Linked DNA regions of Homo sapiens: region 2 is linked to region 1. Evidence: chromatin loops called from intact Hi-C (ENCODE). Cell type or tissue: chondrocyte. All regions are shown on one strand. Each heading gives the region's core, and the rest is flanking DNA. Links, peaks and the distances in the headings are about the cores only.

Region 1 (4,515 bases), core at 1,057-3,556:
CTAAAAATACAAAATTAGCTGGGCTTGGTGGTGCATGCCTGTAATCCCAGCTACTCGGGAGGCTGAGGCAGGAGAATTGCTTGAACCTGAGAGGTGAAGGTTGCGGTGAGCCAAGTCGTGCCATTGCACTCCAGCCTGGGCAACAAGAGCGAAACTCCATTTCAAAAATAATAATAATAAATAAATAAATAATAAATAAATAATTTAAACTCTCAGTACATAATATCTTCCTCTAAATTATTCTGTTTAAGACAGGGGTACACAGTGTCATGGTAAAAGTATGCTGCTGATTGTCCAAAGCTCTGCTAATTATGAAGATTAAATTTGGATAATAAACTATTAATGGATTTCAAAAGGCTATGATCACGGGCATAAAATGGTAAATAATCTTTAATATTGTATAACTTATAAGATAGTTTATCTGAGGAACATTGAAAAGAGCCAATGCCTCTAGAGTACCTTGTAAGAGCTAAGCACTTTATATATATTGTCAGTTAGACACCCCCCCAGTTGTTGAGGATTTAGACATTTTAATGACATTTACAGGTAAAGAAATTTAGATTCACAGAGACTACTCCATCCAGGATTATTTAGATAGAACATGGTAATGTGGTAAAGCTGATCATAAGCCCAAGTATATCTGAATCCAAAGCCCCAATACCAGTATGGTTTCCATTCCCTCATGACTTCTCACTAAAAAAAGAAGAAACAAGTCACATTATAAGATAATGTGCTCCTAGCTAATATATTTGAGGAAGAGGATTAAGGAGTCTTTGTTTCTAATATTTACTTAGACATCAGATGCATCCTATGCCTATTTCTATTTTGTGCTATTTTGTCTGTTTTCTCACCTCCACAAGATCGAGAGTTATTTTAATTCAGAGATTGTGACTCATTTTTCTGTCACCACAGGATACAGTACATTCATTCACCCATTCACAAATATTTGTAAAGTACCTACTATGTGCCAGGAATTATATCAGGTCTTCAGGAAAAAGCAAGAAAGATTAGTTTCCTATGGAGTAGAATAAATTCTACTTGAATAAATACACTAAGAATATTTTCAAAGGAACACATATTCAAAGTGCAATCATTCTCTCATCTATTTACCTTATTTCTAGTTGCCTCTTTATAAGAAAGGTGATGACGAAGGTTAATTAAAAACAAAACATGCGTCAGAACACCTAGCATAGAGTCATGATTTTGCAGCATATATGTTAGACATGTCAATTAACCTCTTTAAACCTTACTTTCTTTTATGTAAGTCAAAGATGAAATCTGTGATATGCAAAACGCAAAGATTTTATTATTCTTAAAATATACAGAACTACAGTAAACTAATCAAACCAAATGAATTTATAGAAATAAAAAAGCTAAAGAAATTTGGGAATATTAGGAAATTAATTTTAAAAGTAAGTATAAATTGCCTATGAAAAAGAAATAATATTCAGAATTACTAATAGTAAACATTCACAGTAAAAAAGAAGTATTATTATCTTCTAACAATTGCCAAGTATTAAAATGATTAATAATTTCTAGTATTAGAAATGGAATAAGGAAATATAGCAAACATTGTTAGAACTTTTGACTCATGCCTTTTTACAGAACAATTTGGCAATGTACATCACAGCTGTAAACATGCCATTTGACCGTACAATTTTGTGATAGCGTAAAGAAACAATAAGTAGATAAGCTAATAAAGATGTATGTATACAAATGTTTGTGATTACATTTTTAGGATACTAAGCATTCCAATGATGGAATAGAATATTAATATTGAAAAAAATGTATTGTTAAGTAAAAGTACACATAGAATTAATTACATGCATTTGGCTTCACTTTATTAAAAATGTATGGTCAAACATTTGCATGCTATCTGATGATAGCATATCTATCTCTCTGACTGGTGATATGCTTTTATGTAGATTTCTGAGTTATTTAAACATGTATTATAATGAACACATATTAAAATATAGATGTTAATTCATGCCTATCTCAGAGGGTTATGGTATACATCAAATAAAATAGAATTTATGAAATGTAAGAGTAATATACAAATGTAAGGCATTTAAATTGTAAGCTAGAATACAAGCAAACAATCTTGAAACTTGAGTTCCACTAAAATATAACACATAATAAGCTTAGGTAAGAAATTTGTATGCAATAGAGAAAGCTAAACAACTTTAATCAACAAAACTATTTTGTTAGCTAAAAGAAAGGAAAAAAAAATGTACAGTATTTCTTTTTTGTCACAGTCCCCAGATCGGCGGTAGAGGTTCCCAGTCTGTGGCAGCTCTGCTTAATGATAGATGTACCATTTTCAACAAGTAGTTTTCAAATTCACCCTGGGATTTTTCTCTATCCAGGTTAACCAGAAGAGAGAAAGAGGACAAGTGCATGTAGGAAGTTATTATAGGTCAGGCCAGCAGGTGGCATGCCTAACCTCTGTTCATATCCCATGGGGTGGGAACTTAGTCACAAGGCCACATGGCCAGGGATGCTGGGAAGGGCCAATTTACTGCATGCTCAAGAAGATAAGTGAGAGATTTTAGTGGACAGCTAGCAGTCTTTGCCAGAGCTCTAACCAACAGAATCTATGCATGCTTTTCTTGCTTCATTTAGAACATATTCACTCTGTCCTGAAGAGCCACCCCATCCAGCCAAATGTTCAGATATCTTCGAAACCATCACTGTTCTGCATCAGGTACAGGAACAGGAACAGATCCTTACGGTCTGATAATGAGGGAGTATGGGAAGAATAAACACAATGAAGGTTCCCCAAGGGAAGAATGAACCTTACCCATTGGTCACATCCATCTGCTGAGTAGGTATTGTGAAGACTCCCTGCTCTGTCCCAACATGATCACTTGTCAGGAAAGTGGAAATGGAGCCTTTGTTATCTATATTTAATGGCTTTTAAGGTCATCTTGTTATTGGTATCAGTGTCTGCTAGAGGAAGAAAGAACATGGAGGAGGGCATATGGAAGGCCCAGAGGTTGTATAAATTGCTTCTGCTCACGTTATAGGGGCTAGAACTTAGTCACAAGGCCATAACTAACTACTAGGGGGACGGCTGGCAACTTCAGTCTAGCTATGGACAGAAGAAAAACAGGGAAAAAATGATTTTGATTTAAGTAGTCTTTCTTAACATCCAAAAACCATTAAGAAAAACCAAGAGAGAAAAGTTACCTCATATCCTTGTGCTTTTTATTATTATTTTTTTTTGTTTTGAGCTCACAGTTATTTGTTCTTAATCTATGGAAATCTCTAGAGTTGAAATTGGAAATGCTTTTCTGCAAGATTACTTGAATTTGCTTTTATTTATAGCCAGAGGACATGGCTCTTCTGGGACCACTTTTCTTTCTGTGAAAATCCAGGCTCAATGAGAGTCTGAGGCTGAGTTCCTTACCTTGCTTTTACTGAAGTGCTTAGCTAAGGTCAACCCTGCCTTTTCTGTCGGCTCATTGGTCTGAGATCACAGCTCTGGTTTCTACTCATAAATATTTTGGGGGTGAGCTTAGAGATTTCCCTTTCTTTTTATAACCTTAACAATGTACTAAGAAGTATATTTTACTCAGAATGTAGGGGTTTGTAGTGAGAGGGACTTATAGTTAAACTAATCTACCATATAGCTGAAAGTGTAGCTCTAAGGGAAGAATTTTGTTTTAATATCCCTAATTAAAGACTTAAAAATTGACAAATAAAAATTGTATGCATTTATGGTATATAATGTGATGTTTTTATATATGTATACCTTGCAGAATGGCTAAATAAGGCTATTTAACGTATGCATTACCTCACCTGCTTGTCATTTTTTGTGATGAAAACACTTAAAATTTTCAAGTATACAATTTTCAAGTATACAATATATTGTTTTTAACCTTGATGTAAAATAGATCTATTGAACTTATTCCTCCTATGAATTTTGTGTCTTTGACCAACATCCCCCAACTCCAAGCCTCTGGTAACCATAATTTTACTCTGTTTCTTTTTTTGTTGTTGTTTTTGAGACGGAGTCTCGCTCTGTCGCCCAGGCTGGAGTGCAGTAGCGCAATCTCGGCTCACTGCAAGCTCCGCTTCCCGGATTCAGGCCATTCTCCTGCCTCAGCCTCCCGAGTAGGTGGGACTACAGGCGCCCGCCACCATGCCCGGCTAATTTTTTATATTTTTTTTTAGTAGAGACGGGGTTTCACCGTGTTAGCCAGGATGGTCTTGAACTCCTGCCCTCGTCATCCGCCCACCTCGGCCTCCCAAAGTGCTGGAATTACAGGCGTAAGCCACCGCGCCCAGCCAATTTTACTCTGTTTCTATGCATTTGATGACGTTTTTAGATTCCAAATATAAGTGAGACTATGCAGTAATGTCTTTCTGTTTCTGGCTTATTATAGCCAAGATATGGAATCAATCTAAATGTCCATCAACAGATGAATGGATGAAAAAAACGTTGTATATATACACAACGAAATACTATTCAGCCCCTGAAAAGAGGGAAATGCTGTCAATTGTAACAATGTA
Region 2 (4,515 bases), core at 1,180-3,679, 540 kb after region 1:
ACTCATCTTACAGTTTTATCGTTGTTTCTGATTTTATTACCTAAACGATGCCTGGCATAAAATAAATACTCTATAAATATTAGCTACTACTGTTACTATTTACTCTAGTTAGTATAACAATCCTCAGATAGATGTAATCCTCACTTCACAGGTGAGGTAACTGGAGCCGAAGAAGGTTATTTAACCTGCTCAAGGTCATAAGCTGGTGAGTGTGCAGAGTGCAAGGTTCGCACCCAGGTTTGTCTGACCACAAAAGCCTCCTGCTCAGCCACCAAATCTGCCAAGACTGCTTCAATATGACAGCATAGTGAAATAGATGTGGCTGGATTGTCCAGAAAATCATGCTTGCATCCATCTGTACAGGTTCATTTCCCAGTTTTTCTTTTCTGTTAGTTATAATTTAACTCGGGATTACAAATCTATGCCATTAGATTAACACAATTTTTTGGCATAGGTCTCCTGTAAGTCTTGCTTCTTTGAGAGACACTTTTAGGAAGGGAGAGGGCCAAGTTTATTCCGTTAACATCAAGTGCTTCTCCTGAGAGAGGAGTCATCCAGTGGAGATGCTGTATGTCTGTTTCATAATGCACACGGCACATGAAAGATACATGGGATGATGTTTATGCTGCTTGCCAGATACTTCTAGTTGTCCAGTGAATGAACCATCATGTGAAACAGAGAAATAATGAGTTTTTAAATAGCTTATTGGCCATTTATTGCAAATTTAACCTTTGTGGTACCATCTCTGACCATAGACCTTTGGATGCAGGGCAAGCTAGAGGAGTTTAGTGAATGTCCTCTGGCGGAATGAGTGAATGAATGTACTCACAAATGTAGAGGAAGGCATTAGCTACAAGAGAGCTTCTTGCTGTTAAGAAGATGCGGGTGAGTGGAAGAGAGAATGATTGCTTCCAAGCCTGAGCAATAATTGGACTTTGTCACTGTGTCATTTTTAAAAATACCTGTATCTCGTCCCTGACATCCTGATCTTTCACTTTTAAGGAGGTCCCTTCAGTGAGAGCATACACACTCACCTGCAAATCCTGATTTCCTTATCAGTAGTCAGTGCACTTTTGCCTTTTTGCTTTCAGATTCCTGCTGTTTTCTTATACAGTGAGTAGATTAGTTATCTCAGATGTGACTTTAGTTAGAGCAGCAAATCTGGTTGGGTAGACCTTTTCCCACTCCTCTAATCCCAGTAGAGGAGCCTGTTTTCTAGTGGAGACCCATCTTTGCACAAGTTGGTTATGGTTGGATGTATAGGAACTATTTTCTTTCACAGAGTTGATTATTGTTGAACTGAAAACTGCTTTTCATTCCTTTTCTTTTTAACTTAATCAGGATATTATAGATGCAAGAGATAGTACTGGATGAACAAGAACTATCAATTTTGTTTAAGCAATCACATTATATCTAGAATCAAAGGAAGGATGCAGTTCTTAATTTTTGATAGATAGCCCTTGATCATATTTTAATTCAGCCACTCTAAAAATATTATATTAGTTGGTTTGTGATGAGGATGGATATTTGGTGGTTATTATTGCATTGTTTGTTGTTGAGTTTTGGCTAATGTAATAATTAGACCTTTCTTCTTTCAGCTGTTCCATTTCCTCCAAGTCACCGGCTTACAGCAAAAGAAGTGTTTGATAATGATGGAAAACCTCGTGTGGATATCTTAAAGGCGCATCTTATGAAGGAGGGAAGGCTGGAAGAGAGTGTTGCATTGAGAATAATAACAGAGGGTGCATCAATTCTTCGACAGGAAAAAAATTTGCTGGATATTGATGCGCCAGTCACTGGTAAGTCCTGAGGAGGGAGGTTGCCCACTTGTATACACATTTTGTTGTTTATAGCATGAAATCAAAAGTCCTAGTTACCAGTGAGTCTTCAAATACCTTACCCATCATAATCTTTTACTGTTGAATCTATACATTAGAGTAGTAAGTATATTATACATATATACACATATTTTCATGTGTTAAATATCTGTAAGATTGCAATGCTCTAAAAAGTGGAATGCAACTTAGAGATGGTGATGATTTCTGAAGTGATACTTTAAGAAGTGATATTGTTTTTAAGTAGAAATACTAAGTGGCACACAGGATATTCATTGGGAAAGATTAGACAAAGTATCCCGAGACTTCCACAATGGTTGAGTAAGGGTATAAGTTAAAACAGTGGTTTTCAAAGTGTGATCCCCAGACTGATAGTATCATCATCATCACCATTTGAAACTTGTTAAAATATGCATTCTTAGGCCCCACTCCAGCCTACTGAATCACAGTACCTGGGGTGAGACCCAACAATCTGTGTCTTATCCAGCCCTCTGTGTGATTCTGATGCACATTAAAGTTTGAGAAGCACTGAACTTTCGGAAGAAGGACACATTTTTTTCTCTTTTGCCCGTAGCATTTTGTCCCTACAAAATATCTTTTTTTTTTTTTTTTGAGATGAAGTTTCACTCTTGTCACCAGGCTGGAGTGCAATGGTGCAATCTCGGCTCACTGCATCCTCCACCTCCTGGGTTCAAGCAATTCTCCTGCCTCCACCTCCCGAGTAGCTGGGATTATAGGTGCCATCATGCCTGGCTAATTTTTCTATTTTTGTAGAGATGGTGTTTCACCACGTTGGCCAGGCTGCTCTTGAACTCCTGACCTCAGGTGATCTGCCCGCCTCAGCCTCCCAAAGTGCTGGGATTACAGGCATAAGCCACCACTCCGGGCCTTTTTATTTTTTATTTTATTTTTCGTGTTTTAGTTTTGTTATTTCTTATGGTCAGATACATATTTTGTGTAAGTATGCTTCTCTTAGGCCATAAAAATTAAATATTGTCAAAAAATTTTGTATGGGCTGGACGCGGTGGCTAACTCTTATAATCCCAGCACTTTGGGAGGCCGAGGTGGGTGGATTACTTGAGATCAGGAGTTTGAGACCAGCCTGGCCAACATAGTAAAATTCCATCTCTACTAAAAATACAAAAATTAGCTGGGTGTGCTGGTGGGCACCTATAATCCCAGCTACTTCGATGGCTGAGGCAGGAGAATCTCTTGAACCCAGGAGGTAGAGGGTGCAGTGAGCTGAGACTGTGCCACTGCACTCCAGCCTGGGTGACAGAGTGAGACTCCATCTCAAAAAAAGAAAAAAAAATTGTATAGTATACAGCTTCTAATACCAGAGACTTTGGATCTACTCTTTATGGAGTTTGCTTAATTTACAGGTTTTCATTTTTGAAGAAGCTAAAAATATTTTCCTCTTAAATATTATTCTGATTTAGACATAGAATAGTGTTCTTTTTGATATAAAGGGGGCATCTAAAAGTATTTCATATATATTAGTGATTGCTAATTTCTTTTAAAATTATTGGTCTTCAAATGAATATTTGAATTTGACTGTTAAGAAAGAGATAAGCTCTTTTGAGTATCAGACTACACCTTTCTTTATCAAAATATCTTGAATGATTCCCATTCTAGAGAGATTGACATTATTTACATTTTATTTTTGTCTGGCAATGCTATTTTTTCTTATTTGTAATTCAGAAGTATTAACTATGTTTAGGGTCAGGTAGAGGAGGAATTGGCTCGAGGAACATTAACCCAATATTGGACCAGTGGTGAGTAAGTCAAGCCAGAGACTTACTCTGTAAGTTACTGACCGATAACTTCTTTTGTGGAATTCAGAAATAAGCGTAGTAGATATGTAAACTCTCAAAAGAAGTGATCAATATTTTATAATTAAAAAGCCACTACCATATTTTCCTCTAGTCCTTCCCTCCTACTTTTTATTAATAAAAATGTTTCAGTCTCAGATGTTTAGAGAAGAGTTGTACTAACATTTGCCATGGTTTGCCCCCATTTAAGAAAAACTGAGGAATTAATGTCCTAGTTATTGGAAATCTAGATATTCCTTCATTCTTTTAGCATTTTTTAAAGTTAAAATGAACAAAGACTTTCTCTTCAAGTGTTCATAAGACAATGAAAGGTTTGGGTTCATTTAGGATTTTTTTCCCCTAAAAATTCATTATGTTTTATTTTGGAGAAGTCAGAAGGACCAGGAAGCCGCCTAGTCCCCTGACTCCCTGCATCTGTCCGTCTGGAGAGGGAGTAAAGGAGTGTGGACTTGCCCTCACAAAGCGGATTTAGCGTGTGGATTTAGATAGGTGAGCAAACCATCTTCATAGGAGTAGAGATGAAGTTTATCCAGACAAGGGGGCCATGAGGCCAGTTCTGTTTTTTTTTTTCTTTCAGCTAACATGGCTGACTAGACTGGTAGCTGTTTCAGATTTTTAATTTGAAGACTATTTCTGTGTTGCAGACATTTTGTAAAGAAAAGTATTTTTCCTCTTTGACATTTTTTTCCCAAAAAATGTAGTTGAACTTATCTTTGTATTCTTGCAAACACACAAATGGAACGTTGAAAAACTGTGGCCCCAAATCAGTGAGGCAACACATTTTGGTGATCCAATTTAATGAAATGTTTATTATACATTTACCTGGTACAGGTGGTATATATCACATA

The links. A loop is a pair of places that touch in the nucleus more often than their neighbours do. Peaks named below come from ENCODE experiments on the same cell type or tissue, not always from the same donor. Only the 100,000 strongest peaks of a DNase experiment are listed, where the experiment ranks them.
Region 2: it touches region 1 in a loop (2.3-fold over the local background); 10 of 110 quality-filtered maps call a loop at or near these places.

The regions. Positions count from the first base shown.
Region 1 is chr4:101,728,628-101,733,142 of GRCh38, reverse strand. The region is part of intron 2 of LOC107986297 (a long non-coding RNA gene); the gene reads right to left. Among named protein-coding and RNA genes, the nearest start is that of BANK1, 60 kb to the left of the region's middle. RefSeq lists a silencer at 2,237-2,531. In chondrocyte, for the core only: CTCF peaks have their summits at 2,222 and 2,424 (motif pointing right); no DNase peak of the experiment used is centred there.
Region 2 is chr4:101,193,200-101,197,714 of GRCh38, reverse strand. PPP3CA (protein phosphatase 3 catalytic subunit alpha) reads left to right here. Exons shown (of 14, transcript NM_000944.5): 2 at 1,599-1,799. Among named protein-coding and RNA genes, the nearest start is that of MIR8066, 45 kb to the left of the region's middle. In chondrocyte, for the core only: no CTCF peak of the experiment used is centred there; no DNase peak of the experiment used is centred there.